Linked DNA regions of Homo sapiens: region 2 is linked to region 1. The links are chromatin loops, found by intact Hi-C in ENCODE. Cell type or tissue: heart left ventricle. All regions are shown on one strand.

The links. Hi-C counts contacts between places; a loop is a spot of excess contacts. Peaks named below come from ENCODE experiments on the same cell type or tissue, not always from the same donor. Only the 100,000 strongest peaks of a DNase experiment are listed, where the experiment ranks them.
Region 2: a loop joins it to region 1, with 2.7 times the contacts of the local background. A loop is called at or near these places in 3 of 110 quality-filtered maps.

What each region holds. Positions count from the first base shown.
Region 1 is chr11:133,830,784-133,838,783 of GRCh38, reverse strand. It overlaps a transcript of SPATA19 not described here. Among named protein-coding and RNA genes, the nearest start is that of SPATA19, 11 kb to the left of the region's middle. In heart left ventricle, CTCF peaks have their summits at 3,399 (motif pointing right) and 7,294 (motif pointing right); no DNase peak of the experiment used is centred here; H3K27me3 peaks cover 1,206 bases.
Region 2 is chr11:133,522,899-133,530,898 of GRCh38, reverse strand. All of the region lies in intron 1 of OPCML (opioid binding protein/cell adhesion molecule like), which reads left to right. Among named protein-coding and RNA genes, the nearest start is that of OPCML, 5.6 kb to the left of the region's middle. In heart left ventricle, no CTCF peak of the experiment used is centred here; a DNase peak (open chromatin) is centred at 3,902; H3K27me3 peaks cover 3,018 bases.

The DNA of each region.
Region 1 (8,000 bases):
AGATGAGTAGGTTGCGAAAATTTTCTCCCATTTTGTAGGTTGCCTGTTCACCCTGATGGTAGTTTCTTTTGCTGTGCAGAAGCTCTTTAGTTTAATTAGATCCCATTTGTCAATTTTGGCTTTTGTTGCCATTGCTTTTGGTGTTTTAGACATGAAGTCCTTGCCCATGCCTATGTCCTGAATGGTATTGCCTAGGTTTTCTTCTAGGGTTATTATGGTTTTAGATCTAACATGTAAGTCTTTAATCCATCTTGAATTGATTTTTGTATAAGGTGTAAGGAAGGGATCCAGTTTCAGCTTTCTACATATGGCTAGTCAGTTTTCACAGCACCATTTATTAAATAGGGAATCTTTTCCCCATTGCTTGTTTTTGTCTACTGACATTTCTTGAAACTCCAATTCTTTCCTCAGCCTTGTCCAGTCTACCAATGAGTCCTTCAAAGACATTCTTTATTCCTATATAGTGTTTTTGATTACTGGCATTTTCTTTAGACTTTTTTTCTTAGAGTTTCCATCTCTCTGTTTACATTACCCATCTGTTCTTGCGTGTTGTCCACTTTCCCCATTAGAGCCCTTAGCATATTTTTCATAGCTGTTTTAAATTCCCAGTCTAATAATTCCAACATATCTGACTGGTTTCTATACTTGCTTTGTCTCATAAAGCTATGTATATATATTTTTAGCAAGCTTTGTAATTATTTTGGGGAAAGCAGGACATGATTTATCAGGAAAAGGAGCTGCGGTAAATAGGCCATTAGTGTGAGGCTGTATGTTTACCTGGCTGGGAGGCTGTGTTTATGGTTTTGTAGCATGTCAGAGGTTAAGGTTTCCTCTGGCATCCTTGTCTTTGTCTTTCTTGTTGTCTTTGAGTGTCCCTAGAGGCTCCTTCTTAAATAGAGTCTGAGGTTTACAGTTATTTCTGCTGTAATCCCGTTATTATATAACCAGGGATTACATAATTATATAATAATTTAACACAATATGGGAAGCCTATATTGTGGTGATAAGTGCGTGGGAGGGGAAGTGTTCTATATTTGCAAGATTAGTTCTCAGTGTTTAGTGAGCCTTTCCCTCTGGGCTGTGACCTTTCTGTGTGATTCTCAGCTTCCCCCCTCATTGACCTTAGGAAAGACAGGAAGGCTAGAGGGGAGGGTCTGGAGTTGGGTATTCCCCTTCTCCCAGGCTGGCTTGGCCCTGGCAAAATAGTTTCCCTTGAGGGTGGGCTCTTGTTAAGGAGAACAGAATGCTCTGGACATATTTAAAAATGGCTACTTTCCCCTTCTCTTTTCATTGTGAGGAGCTAGTAGAGCTCCTAAAGGCAAAACTCATGAAAGTGTGGGGATCCCCCCAATGACTGGGCCCTGGACTTTTTAATAGTCAACATTGTCCACACTTAGCCTCCAGCAATTTGTCAGTTACAGTTTAGGTAGTTTAGGTTTTCCTGCCCAGCACTGTTTCCTGTGGAATTTTGTGTGCCTGGTCTTCTGTCCAGTAAGTTGTGAGTCTCTGTATCCAACTTTCTGCCTTTCCAGTCTTCAGGTCAGTGGTTTGCCTTCTGAGCTCAGTTCTCTGAGGGATTTAAGAAGAGTTGTTGATTTTCAATTTATTCAGTTCTTATTGTTAGGATGAGAGTGATGACTTCCAAGCTCTTTAAATATCAAACTAGAACCCGGAAGTCTTATTGAAGTATTTATTGAGTGTCCACGAGAATGACCACTGATGTTCGCTGAGCACTTTCTATATGCCTGGTCCTATCCAAGGACTTGAAATGTATCCAAGCACTAAGCCAAGCAGGCTTTGGCATAGATATTAGTATTATTATTAGAGAGGAGATAACACAACACGTAGGTTAAGTACCTTGACCAGAGTCACTTTGGTGACTGGAGAGTGCTAGAACCCCAGCCTGGCTTTCTTGACCACTTTGTTATGCTGTGTGTGCACCCCAGACCAGCCCTGGGAATACAGCAATAAATAAGACCCACCTGGTCCCTGCCCTGGTAGAACTTTCATTTTGATGAGGCAGATGAATTTTACACAAACTCATTAGTTGTGAGTCACAATTTTCATAACTACTTGAAAGGTGAAGTCTTACATATAATGGGAACTTGCCTTACTCAGAGAAGAGAACCTAGATTTCTATTTTAAAATCGTCATCCCCATTTTACAGATGAGGGACAGTCAGTCCAGAGAGGCTAAATAGCTTTCCTGATGTCATCCAGCCATGAAATGGCATAGCCAGAGTTTGAATCCAAATGGTCTCATGCCAGAGCCAGTGTCCTTAACCCCTGCCCTCTCCAGCAGAGCTGGGTGAAGGATCAATTCGGTTGTTGTTGGTGGTGAGCTTTACCTGCCAGACACTGCACAAGGAAGGGAGAGAGGCTAAGGTTCCTCCCCTGCCCCACTCTTCCTAGGGGCCAGGACACCTGGACTTTCTCTCCCCACCACCTTTCCCTCCCAGCCTCCCTTTGCCTGCATGCTCCAGTAAGGTAGGGCGAGGGAGTAGAGGATGAGTAGGAGGTAACCAGGCAGAGGGGCAGGAGAGCAGCCAGCCCTGGGCAGCAGCAAGTGAGAGGGCTCTGAGAGGGGAGAGAAGTCTGGCTTCATGGACACACCAAAAACCTATTCTGGCTAGATGGGAGAGAGGGAGTGAGAGGGGGCATGGGGGAGGCTGTCAAGAGGCCGGTTGGGCCATGTGGCAAGTGGAGACCTGGTTAAGGATCCTGCCTTATCCCAGCAGAGACAGGAAACAGGATGTGCAGGAATGTTAAAGCAGGAAGTGATTTTACACGTGGAGACAGGCTGTGCCAAAGGACGGCGGCAGAGAGCCCAGGAAGGATCCACTGGGCAGTGGCAGGTTCGTGTGAGATGGGAGCGGCGATCTGGCGATACATGGCTCCTGGAGTGGGGGAGAAGAAAGGTCCTGGGGGCACAGTTGGGGGATGGTGCTGCCATTAGCTCAGGTAGGTGGGCCTAAGTTGAGGAAATCAGTTCAACTTGGGTCCTGAGTCTGGGTCCCCATCAGATATCCCAGTGGTGATGGACACACAGGGCCTGGGTCCAGGGGAAGCTTGGAGAACACTGAAGGCAGAGAAGTGGCACAAGCCCAGGCTGCTGGAAAGGGGGTCCTGCCTGCTCGAGAATAGCTGCAGCCTGGATGTCAGCGGAGGAGAGGGGTGGAGAGGAGGTAAGCCGGCCTTCCTCAGAGCCCTGAGGGGGCTGTGCCCTTCCAAACGCTCACTCAGGTTTCTTGGGAAGGCAGGGAGCGGTGCTTGGCTTGCCAGAGCCCATGGTGCTGCTGCAGGGAGCACCTTTCTCTGAACTTAGTGGCCCTGGGAAGCAAGCAAAGGGAGGAAGCCCTCTCTCTCCACTATTGCAGCTGAGAAGCTGTTTCACTAGAAACCACCAGATGGTGACGTTTCCACACAAAAACCACATTTCCTGACGGTGACCTGGCCTTCCCTTTGAGTCAGCTCCTGCAGGCTGGGCCAGTAGAGATTTTAGCACCGTTTGGGAAGCCTCTGAAGATGGAGCACCTCTGAGTGTCTTCGTGTTGTTATGAATACAGTTCACATCCACCTGCCTGAACCACATAGCACCTATTCTTTCCAAGAACATTTGTGGAGCATTTATGCCCAGCACTGGGCCCGTGCTGTGTGAGGATACCCAGGTGAATGTTCTGTTATGTTCTCAAGGAGCTCAAATGGGTAGAAGGGCTGACTGCAAACAAATAATGAAATATTGTGTGAAAATAAGCCAAAAGGGTATAAATGGTAGAGCACAGAAGGGAGTGGTTTTCTCTGCTTGAGAGAAAAATTGTCAGCTGATTCCCAGAGGCAGTGATGCTTAAGCAGAGTTTTAGAGGCTTTCGCCAGGCTCTGACAACCAAGGAGAGGTCCTCCAGGCAAAGGGAAAGTCCAGTCCATGTCGCAAGGATGGAGGAGGGTTAGGGAACTGGGCCTGGCTGTCTGAATGTCTGGAATGCCGGTATGGTGGGTGGGGGTGTGGTGGGAGGAATGGCAGGAGAAGAGGCTGGGAGGTGGGTCAGGTGCTGAGAGGTGACAGGTGGGTGCAAAATAACCCCATGAAACTGGCAGAGGACCCGGGGGAGGAAGCATGGAAGAGCACCACGCTGGTCAGGTCTGGCTTCCCAGGGGAGAGAAGATGGGCCCAGGAAAAGAGGGGGAACACACGGCTTGCAGAAGGGGCTGGAGGGCAGCAGCCGGACAGGAATGGCTGAGTCACCCACAGGCTCCCACTGTCTGTCTCTCGCGCGCATCTGGAGTTTGGGGAGAGAGGGACCCATATTAGTATTATAGCCGCAGCTCCATCAAACCTAGGGTGGAAATGAAATCATTAAGTGGCTCAAATGGAGTTTTGTTCTGTGCATGATTAACCCCAGGAGGGGAGTTTGGGAACAAATATGCCTCCTCTACCTGTATTACAGGGGGACTGAGCTACGGTAAATTAAAAGAAAATCACTGGCAAATTTGGGACCAGTCAGCTGTGACCAAGCCATTTGTGTAGTTAAATGGAGCTGAAAGAACTAATCAAGGCTTTGTGGTCATGGATCCTTTGAGGGGAGAGGTGAGAGCTGGGGGTGGCAGGTGGGCGGGAAGCCAGTCCAGGAGGCCGCAGGTGGAGGTCTATCAAGGGACTGCTTGGTGGGGGTGGCAATGTGCGGTGCTGGCCTGTCTCTGTCTTGCAGGTCACTTCCTAATAGGACCTTGTTAATTCTGGACAGAGACAGGGGGGTCTCATGTGAGACAGACTCGTCCAGGCAGAGTCAAGCTCGGGAACACCAGAGAGACAGGGAGGGTGTGCCCACGTCCACCAGGGCAGGCGGCCTCCTGCGTGGGTCACTGCAGGGAGCAATGCGAGGTGCTGCTCCATGAACCGCACCCAGTGTTGTGAAGACCAAGCCACTGTCCTGGGGTGTCCACTGCGAGGTGGGGTGGGGCTCTGTCCCATCCCGAGAGGCGGAGTTTAGACACCCAGCCAAACCGGGACATGAAAACCGGGCGGGTGGTCTCCGATGCGGGAGAGGCTGCCTGGCGGGGGGCCAGCAGGGCAGGGGCAGGCGGAGGGCGGGGGTGCGCCGCGGGAAGGAGTGGAGCGGGCAGGGAGGCCCCGGGTTCCAGCGGGGCCTGAGACGCGCGATCAGGGCGCCGCGCGGCCGCGGAGTGGGGTGGCCCACGGGAGCCCAGACCCTCTCGGGGCTCAGCGGCCAGGGCGGGCGAGGCGCCCGCACCACCAGGCGACCGTGCGACGGCTTGCAGCGCTCGGCCACTGACCCACGTCATCCACGGGCCCGAGGGACCCCCGGCCCGACGCCCAGAGGCTTCTGCGGCTTCTCCCTTCGCGGGCCGGCCTGGGGAGGGCGCGGCACCACCCTGCCCTGAGGGACCGGGAACCTCGACCGGGGAGGCCACCCCGCCTCCGCCCGGCAGCCAGACGCAGTGTTCGACATGTTTTCCAATTACTTGGCAGGCTCCGCAGCGATGCTCGAAATTCATTTTCCATCCCGAGAGGGGAAAAACAAACGCAAGAGAAGGCAGCAGCTGCTCTCGGCGAGTTGGGAAACTTCGCCGCAACCAGCCGGAACCGGAGCGGGGCACCGGGCGGCTCGGGGTCCCCACCCCTTCCCCCACCCCCGCACCCCTGAACCCCCTACCCCGCGCCCCTCCCTCACCCCCGCACCCTCCATCCCCCTCCCCCTCCCCCTCCTCGCCCGCGAGGCTCCCCTGACTGTGGCCCCGGGCTCCTCCCGCCGCCCCTCCCCGCAGTCCCAGGCTCCTCTCCCAGCTCCTCCCCCCAGCCTCGCATCCCCCGCAGCCCCGCGTCCCCCTCCCAGCCCAGCGCCCGTCCCCGCTCGCTCCCGGAGCCACTGCCCTCCCCCGTCAGCCTCCTTCGAGCTTATTCTCTGGGCCTCTGGACCACAACAAGGTCCGCAGCCCGAAGGTCCCCAACCGGTGGGTTTGATCGCGGTGGGGAGGACAGGGCAGGACTTCGCGGGGCGGGCGGTGAGTGCAGAAAGTCCACACCCGCAGCTGCCCTCCCAGCCCTGTGGGCACGGCCGCTCTGCGAGGTCAGTCGCCCCCTTCTCTCCGCGGACCGTCGCGGCTGTTAGAATGCGCCTCCTCCTTTACTGCCGTTTCCCCATTGCCCCAGACACGGTGCGTGACATCGGTGCTCAGGAAATATTCGTGGAAGGAGTAAACGACTGGGTGGGCTTTCGCTGCTGTTTCTTAGCGCTCGCATCAGTTTTCTGCCTCCTCCGCCCTTCAGGGCCCTCGTTCTCTGTGTCTTCATAGGCACCTGTTCGTGGGCAGGCCTGGAGGTCCCGAAAATGAAGGCTGAGCGGGTCATGCAAGGGAAACCTGGTACGTGAGCAGGATTCCAGGGAAAAGGGCAGGTACAACAGTCTCTGCCTTATAAGCAGGTACAGCAGTCTCTGCCTTTTAAGGAGGAGGCGGGAAGGCTGAGTGAGCAGCTGCTTGTGGCGTGCTTTCAGCAAGGAAGATGTGCTTACCAGCAGCGTGTGTGCCCATGTGGGCTTCTGGGAGGCAGTGTAGCATAACTGCTAAGACGGCTTCCACCTTCGGATTGCCAGGCCTCGGACCCTGGCTTTACCATTTAGCGGCTGTGAGATTTTGAGCAAATGGCTTCACCTCTCTGTGCTTCTGTGTCCTGGAGTCCTGGTGAAGATCAAGTGAGATAGCATCTCGGTAGAGGGGGCATCACATGCCCGCCACTTGGTAGACCCTCAGTACAGGGTAGCTATGAGGATTCCTATACCCGGGAAGAGGCACCAGCCATAGCACAGCCCTTTCCAGCACCAATGACTGCTGGCTGTTAGTCTTCACGTTCATAAAACACTTTCCTAAGCCTTTTGTAATGTGAGTCGGTGATCTAGTCAGTCCAGAAGGAAATAGTCACTGCTCTCTAGGAGCTTATACTGGAAGGGAAAAGATTATGAGGGCCTCTAAAGATGTTGGGGAACCACAGACAAACATTTAGGAAAAATAAAAATATTAGGTGTGCATTTGGGAGCCGGTGTAGGAGGGGGTGTGCTGTCAGAGATTCATGTTTGGTCAACATGGGGGCTGCATATTTTCAAAGGAGAATCAGAGTCCTGGCTCTACGGGCTTCAAAGAGGGGCTCCCCTGAGGACCTGCTGGACCCAGGACTCCTGGCATTCTGAGGAGGGGGCTTCTTTGCGTCTTTGTGCCCCCTGAGGGAGGGCTCTCTGGGGCCTAGAATGGGAGGAGAGTGGTGTGGCATCCTGTGGCCAGCAGGTGATGCTGTTGATCTAGTGGTGCAGGTTGCCAGGTTCTGGATGGTGCCCTCCCACCCCCCACTCATGCCCCAGCTGCTGATTGCTCATTTTCCACTAAGTACCCTGTGCACAAGATACCAGAACACCCCCATTAGCTCCTGCAGCTAGCCCTGTGCTTGTTCTTCTGGTGGGGACAAGTTTCTCTACCCACCGTGGGCAGAACTGACTCCAGGATTTGGGAGTGAGCAGTGGACAGTAGACCTTCTATTCTATTCTGAGGGAAGAAGTGAGATTGGGCTGTGTTGCAGCGGGGACTGGTATTGACTTCTGGGGAAGTGGATTCACCTTGCCATGCCACAAAACCACAGTTTGTGCCTGCACACCCCTCGGGGCTTCTTCAGTCAGTTAGGATGTCTTGCAGGAGGGATGGAACAGGGGACCCTAAGGGCAGGGGTGGACAAAAGAAGGAGCAGCACCATGAATCAGAGTCCCAGAGCTGTGGAACCCCCTTTCGGGACCCAGGTCCTGCATCTACTTCCTCAAAGGCTGCAGCAAAGTGGAGCTTCTCCAACCTTCCTGGGTATGGGACTCCCTTCCAGGAGGTACTTATTAAAGATCCTCAGGCCAGGGTCTAGATACACAAGGATAAAGCATGCTGTTTTTCTCAGTGGAAGAGAACTTGGCAACTCCACGATCAGCACCAGGAGAACATTCTGCTTACTTC
Region 2 (8,000 bases), 310 kb after region 1:
ATAATATAATTCCCTGAGTAGTCCTAAGATGCCAAAGTGAAATCAGAAAAATGGAAGTTTACTGGGGAGAAAGAAGAGAGGATCAACTAAAACAAGTAATCCAGCCTGTAATGTTTTGTAACACCTTGTGAAGATGGCACTTTTTAAAGCAGGGATGGGCTCTGCATAACCATGTTCCCAGCTGTTTGTTTTAGGCTGACCAAGAAGTTCAGAGTGGGGGTTGCTGTTGTTGTTATTCCAGATTCCAGCAGCATCCTAGGGGGTCCAGCCTGGGGGCTGTGCTCAGCAGGGAAGGCAGAGCCAACGGAACACTCAGTACCTGCCTGAGCCTGGTAGAGGGAGCTAGGTGGGTGCACTGGGTCCGTGGCAGGAGAAGACAAACTTTCCTGCGTAGGCAAGTCCCCAGCTGGATGGCAGCTCCGGGGGGCCTCCTCATACCCGCTTCCCCTCCTCTCACTGTGCTGGAGCAAAGATCAGGACCCCCATCCCAAGGGAATCCTGGCTGTATGGATGCGCCCCTTATGGCAGAAATCATAACATTACACTTTAGAAAGCAAGGCGGGGGGTGAGCCCCAGTCTGCAGAAGCTGCATTGCAGCGCGCCCTGAAGGAGCCAGGAGCCAGGGTGAGACCTCCTTCTAGGGGTCCCGTGGCACTGCACTGGTGGGGAGCAGGCAGAACTTGCTTGCAGGAGAAGTACCCGAAACTAAAGCCGGCTGAGGGAAAGGAGGATGAACCTGCACCCCTGCCTGACCGTCCTGAGCATGGTGGATGAACGACAATGACAAGCTATCCCCCCCACCCCCCTGCCCCCATCTTCTGGGGGAGAGCAGGGTGTGGACATCACTGCAACATGCCCTCTTTCTGAAGAGTCTGTTACCTGCTTTGAGGGCTACTCTTATGCTAATTGTGTCAGGAGCCCGGTAAGAACAAGAACGGGGAGGAGAAAAAGTTAGCCTTAGAAGGTGTCGGTGAAAGAACGCTTCGCATCTTGAGGGGTTCCTGTGGGAAACCTGGCTGGATCCGGAAGTTCTGATGAGCTGCCATGGCTTACTTGCGACTTCTCCTTTCTCTTTTCTTTTACTTCCTGTTATAGCTTTAGACTTTTTTTTCTTTGTTTCAAATGATGATGCTTTTTCTCCCACAGGGATTAATACCAGCTCGTTAGCCACTTACTTTCACTGCGTCTAAAAACCAAAGGCTGATGTAATAATGGAACCTTGACCTGGTTAGGCCTCAATGCCATTTTATTCTGCAGCTTCTATTTCTTGGTAAAACATGTATCCATCCCAGAGTAATTTTAAGGTTAATGCTGTTGTCGCCTGGTACCTTCCACTGATATCACAAATAGCTTTTCTAGGCAGAATTTCTGGGATGGAAAAGACAGTCACCACGTGGAGACTGAGATGAGCCCACACCCAAGACAGGGCAGAGGGCCCGTGGCCAACTGACTTGTCATGCTAGAGGCACAGTCCGAGGCTCTGGACACCCCTGGTTGGGGTAATTTTGTTGTTCTAGTAGGAGGAGAGAGATAGTCTGGGCTGGTGGCCTTCTTGACCTTGGGTCTGGGGGCTCTGTAGGAAGCAGGAAGCGAATACTGCTAGATATGTGCATCAGAATCACCTAGGAGGAGAGAGGCAGGTTAAAATGTGGAGTCCCTGTCCTCGTCTCAGACGGAAGCATTTTGAACTAGCATCCCAGGTCCTTCTGATTACCTGCAAACCACTCTGTCTGTCACTTAAAACCTGTGACCATGGCCTACAGTATTTGAGTATTTGAGTATTTGAGTCAAAACCTGTCTTCTTCTTGTCTTTTCTCCTCCAGCTTTGAGAAATGGCTCTGTGGCCATGGGGCAGGGTGGAGTAAGGGCAAGAAGATGTTGTCATTGCCAGCAGCCAAGGCTCAGTTCCTGAGGCACAGTGCTGCCCAAGTCCTTCCAGGGGCCAGCACCATGATGCAAGGATTGCTAACTTGGAAGACTTCTTTGCTCAAATTCAGACCATGACTTCCTGTTTGTCCCCTTCTTCTTGGCCCATCCTGTTTGTATCTCCTTCGTCTTGTGACTCTAAGCAGGGGAGTTAGCTGGGAGGGGTCCCCATTTACCCAACCTGGATTGAGCTGTGTCTTCATGCGCTGATCTGTGAGTCCAGGTTCTGGGTACAACTTCATCTCTTGCACCTTAAACAGGCTTTGCCCGTTTAGGGTCAGAAAACCCTGGGCTTGGATAGAAAATCCCCCGAGGTTTAGGATTCTTCCTTCTCTAGCACACACCTTCCTGCTTCTTCCTTCAGGGAAGTCCCCAAATCTTGAGTTTCTGGGCTGGGATGTTTGGCTTTGGGGTAAGGCCTGGGGGCAGGCTCTACAGCCAAGTTTTGATGAATTCCTTTCCTGCTCCTTAGCCTCTCACCAGCCCAGAGCCGGCGAACCTGCTAAGAGTGCCTGATGTGCACAAGGGGTCTAGTGGGGGAATCCACGCGCCAGACTCACTAAGAAAGAGATAGGAACAAGGACAGAGCATCTGGTCATGAGCAAGTTCCCATCGTCCTTTAGCCCATCATGGATTCACGCCATCATGTGGCCCTCAATCCCTTAAAAATGATCGACATGTTAATAAGGTTAGACTGCGTCATCTGCATTCAGCATGGGCCCAGTGGCAATAGCAGGTGCTGAGAAGGAGATAGCATCAGCTGCCTCATGAAGATGGCTTTTTCAGTAGCCTGGAACTGGGCAGCACTACTCAACCTGAGATTAATCAGAGATCCCGACGGGCTTGAGGTTCTCCCATGTTCCCTCGGTCCTGTCTGCCTTTGTGCTTTCTCGAATTCTTAGCACCCTTGGCCACATCTCTGTAACCTAGAAAATTACAGAAGGAGATTCTTTAGACAGCTGGCACTTGCCTGCATTTGTTGTCTAGCAGCTCTGGGCCTGGGTCTCCCATGCCAGCTACTGGGAACTATCTCTGGTGGTTACAGCCTCAAATCTGTGTCAGGGCTGCCTGGGGCTGAGTGCACTTCCCTTTAAGTGGGACTCCACCCAAACCTCTAAGTATGCTGAAAGCTGAGAGTGATCTCTTTGATTAGTGGCTCTTTGAGGCTTATTTGGTTGGTTCAAGGCATTCTCTAAGTCTCAGTTTACCAATCTGTAGAATGGGTTCCAGCCATGTATGAACCTTGTTTCCAACTGCACAGAGTAGCTGAACACCTAGGTTAGATGATAACAAATAAACACTTCTAAATTTTTATTATAAAAAAACTCATCCTGGTCCTCTAGGAATAGGGTAAAGAGAGAAGGCAACTCGCATGTTGGAGAAGGGGAGAGGACATTCCATATTGTTAAAAATGGGAGAAGATAAGGTAGAATCATACTGACCATATATGTATGTCTTTGTCACAGTGATGAAAATTAGTAAAAGACAATCTACTCCTTCATTTATTGAACAAGACTTTATATACGTTCTGATTAAACAATGTATTAAGATATTCTCCTGCCTCAAAAATCATTAATCGAGTAAAACAGGAAATTGTTAAGCTTTTTCTTCTTTTTGACCCCCAATAAAATATGCATTCTGACTTTGAGCTTTTAGGTCTTAGTTTTTCTGCTGTAGAAAACTAAGGCAACAGACATGGCACCTTTGGTCTCTCAAAACGTTGCTTTGTGGTATATTTGGTGGGGTGCTAGATACATGGACTTGTATGTCAGCCTTGGACAGCTGGAACTCCAGGAGCCCCATCTAATAGCCTTTGGCCTATGGGCACTGGCTTTTCTGATGCTGGTCCGCTGGACAGGGACCCCATCAGCCTGCAGCCCTGTTTGCAGATGGACTGTTGCCATCTGCCTGCAGCTGCCTGGGGCTGGAGACAGAGAGATATGGAAGCAAACTGTGATTCCTGTCAGTGAGCTCAAGTGTCAGCCCCCAGATGGTCTGTGGCTGCTGACAAGCCAGGCTGTCAGGAGCAGTGGATGTTAGCACCTCTGATACCGACTGGCACTTTCCAGACAGAGAGGGCCAGGCAGGTGGCTTCACCTTGGGGCGGCTCTGCTCTCCCACTCCTTCTGATCCCAGTCCTCAGTGCAGGGCTAGGTCCTGAGGACATTTGTCCCTCTTGCCTTTTATGCTGTTGGTGGGAGACCCAGACTTACAACTTGCTACTTATCTGCAAAGCCTTGGTTGCCTCTGCATTTTCCCTGAGGGGTGGGGATGGTTCTAACACAGTAGGGCATGGATGTAGTTCCACTTGCTGGATTTATACACCACTCACTTGATACCCCAAGATGGTGGTATTTGTATGGCTCAGGGAAGGATTAAAGGTAGCCCTGAGAAGGGAGCCAAAAGAAATCCAAAACCAGAGAGAAGCTTGAAGATGAATGTGCTTGCTACTGCCTTCCTCTAAGCATGTGAACATACATTCCCTCCTCTCTTCTTCACCACCCCCTTGCCAACCATAGATGCATGCCCCTTCCTGCACACATATACACGCAAGGCACACATGCATTTCCAAGCCAGAGTTTAGCTACTCTCAAAATCACATTCACAGCTCTTTAAGGAAAGCAAGTCTTCCCTCTTGCCTTCTATATCTGCCTTTCCAGAACTCCCAACTCTAGCCCCCAGCCTTGGTGCTCTCCCTGTGGGCACACATGGCAGGAGGCCCACAGGCTGCCTGTGCCAGACACGGCCATACATGTGTGAGTGCTTCTTCCTAGCAACGCAGAGATTCCCTGCACATCCACCCACTCGCCTCTGCGCCCCAGAGCCAGTAAGTAGGTGCTAGAGGCAGGGCTTTTGCTTGTCTCCCATCACGTCCTGTCGCCACCCCCACCCCAGACCTCTTGGTTCGGAGAGGCTGGGGACCATCCTGCAGTCACTAGCCTAACTTAATTAAAAGTTTACAAAATGCTTTGAGAACCCCCTGGGCAATGTGCTGGGTAAGTGCAAAGGATTATCATTATGATGCAGGCGCATTCTCGTTAATGAGCGGAGATGCTGTGCTGAGAGACCCCCGGAAAGGCCAAGATGAATTGATGCAGTGGGACACAGGCCGTTGATTGGAATGGCTCCTTGCACTTAGCATGGGAAACGATAAGTGACAATCAGATTGCACAGTGAACTCCAACGTGGAGAAAACCAGGCTATCTGGCACTTCAAGGGGCAGAGTCTCTCAAGTGGCCTGAGCGGTCATTCTGGAACCTTTATTCCTGGGGAATTTACAAATGGTGTTTTACCACACTTGGGAGTTACTAACGGTTTTAGAAACACAGTGGTCTCATTCCTTATGGATCACCTGGAAAAACTTATCTTTGGTCTCATTTGTTCCTCACTAAGAGACTGTGAGGTAGGCAGTGTAGATGTCACCCTATTGTGATCTGATCTTCGCGTTGCCTAAAACCCTATGTAGACTTCCGGTTGACTTTAGAATAGACTTCGAAACACTTCAAATGACCCACAAGGCCATGATCTGGCCCTGCATTCATCTAGCTTCATCTCCAGCTCTCTGCCTTTCCAGCTCTGGACTTTAGTCACTCTGGACAATCACAGTTCCGTAGACAAGGCCTGTTCCCTCCTTCCTCAAGGGCTTCACCTGTCAGGTTACCTGAGCTTGGAAAATTCTGATCCTCTTATAATTTTTTCTGGCTACACATCCTTTCCATCCTTCAGAACTCAGCTTAAATGCTGCTTTCCCAGGAGCTCATTCTTTATGCTTCAAAGTAGGCGAGGCTTCCCTGTTTATTGTGCAAGTCCTCGGAACCAGACTTCTCTTTTCTAAAACTGTGAGTCCATGTATTTCAAACTAATTCTTGGTTTTATGTCTCTCTTTCCTCCCTAGACCATTGTTTATACAGGCAGAGACCACACCTGTTTTGTTCTCCAATATGTTCTCAGTGCCTAGCACGGGTGGGAGAGAGCAAGTGCTCAAACAGTATTTGTTGAACAAATGAATGAGAGAATGAATGAATGAATAAATAAACACTGAGTGCTCACTTACTTTAGGCAATCATTCTGTTCCATCCCACTGAGTCCTCAAAGGCATTGAGGCCCCCAGTTTGGCCTGCCCAGCAGCTTGTCCCCTGCAGAATGAGGGCAAGAAGCTTGGGGATGTGCCTTGCTTCTGAGAGACGGGAATGTGCAGGGAATGCTTATAATGATTACTCATTCCAGTGTTCTTGCTTGTCAATAAACACCAGCTCTGAGCTACCGACCAAACACACATGCAGCAGCACAGAGCTGGAGCAGCACACTTTTGGATCTCACATCGCACACTGCGACAGACACGCCTGAGAGTGTGAGTCGTTCCGTAAACACAGATGTGGGCCCTAATGTGGGCTATTGGTTTAATACAAACTAAAATTACTCAGCACGTTTAATCAGGGTGTCTGCTGAAATGGCCCCAGTTATTTGAAATTTAGAGTCAGGCCCATGGTGCTAACAAGCAAAAACTGTACCAATCAAAAGGAGAATTCTGTTGTTCATAGGAAGTGCAATGTTGGGTTAGAGATACAAAAATGCAATTGCATAGCAGAAGGTCATGAATGGTCAATCAATGCTTAAACGGGTTGATGTTCATATGGAAAAGGTAAAAAGCAGCTTAGCAAATCACAGGATATAAAAAAGGGTGCTGTATCACTTCTTGCACCTACTCACTTATCGCAGTCTGGCCTATTTCACGGTCTTGCTGTTGTATGGCTGTGGGATTCTGAATGGCGGACATCCTGACTTATTCATCTCTGAATACTCTACAGTACCAAGCACATTTATTTATTCAACATGTGATTTATTGAGTGATTACTATGTGACAAATACTATGCTAGGCATTGGGAATGTATGCCTGAACAGAAATTGTTATGGTTCCTGCTCTCATGAAGCTTACAGTCCAGAGGGAGAGACAGACATGCGTCAAACAAACACCCAGACAGTTGTGAAATCATGACCGACATGAAACTATGGAAGGGGAGGTGTGTGGTGCTGTGATTGTCTGTCAGGAGAGCTTGATCTTGCCAGGGAGGCTGGTGAAGCCTTGGTTATGAAAGTGACAATTGAACAGAGATTTGAAGGAGGAGGAGTAGAAATTATCCACACCCAAGAGCAAAGACCAAAGGAAGAGGCAGAATGAACAGGACGGGCAAAGTCCCATAGCATGAAGAATCAGAGCACATTCTCCCACCTGACTGGAGTGTAGAGGAAGAAAGCATGGGCCAAGATGAGGCTGGCAGCCTGGTAAGGGGTCAGAAGATGAAGACAGCCCTTGAAGGTCATGTGAATCATTTTGGTCTTTATCCTAGAAATAATGGAACTCTGTTGATGTGATTCATGATTTACATTTTTTATTCTTGTTCTTGTTGCAGTTGGCAGAATAGATTGGGAGAGAACAAACCAGGAAGGGATAGACTAGTCGGAAGACTACTGTAGTAGTTCAGGCAGGAGATGGCTGTGCCTTGGAACTTAGGAAATATTGGTTGGAATGGAGACACGAATGCACTTGGGAACTTTTAAAGGAAAGTTGTAGGTGGGAGTCAGAATCTGCAGAACTGAAATCTAAGTCTCCCCACTGTCAGCACCAACACTCCTGGGAGAGTGCTGAGAAGAGCGTCCGTCCTCAGGTTCCTGCTTGTATGCTATCTCTTTCAGTTTAGGTGTGATCTTGTCCTGGAACAAGGAATAGGTTGTTTTTAGAAATCCCATACTTCTTGGCGGTCTAATAATCTCAATCTCTTAACTGGTGCCCTCTCTGGGTCTAATGTAGGGCTTAAAATTGAATAACTCGGTTTCTCTACCCTTCAAAAATATTACAAAAAGCCCTAGTTGTGTTTTGTCTTCTGGATTCTGTCTGTGGTTGTTTCCTCCTGGAAGAAATCAGGCATTTTAGAAAAGCGCTAATTGGACGCCATAGTAGCTTGTGGCCACCAAGATGCAACTAGTTCACAAATATTATCACGATGCAAAGCATGTATGACCTCCACATGGCCCACCGCCTAGACCCCTCTGAGCAGAGAGTGGCATCTATGGCT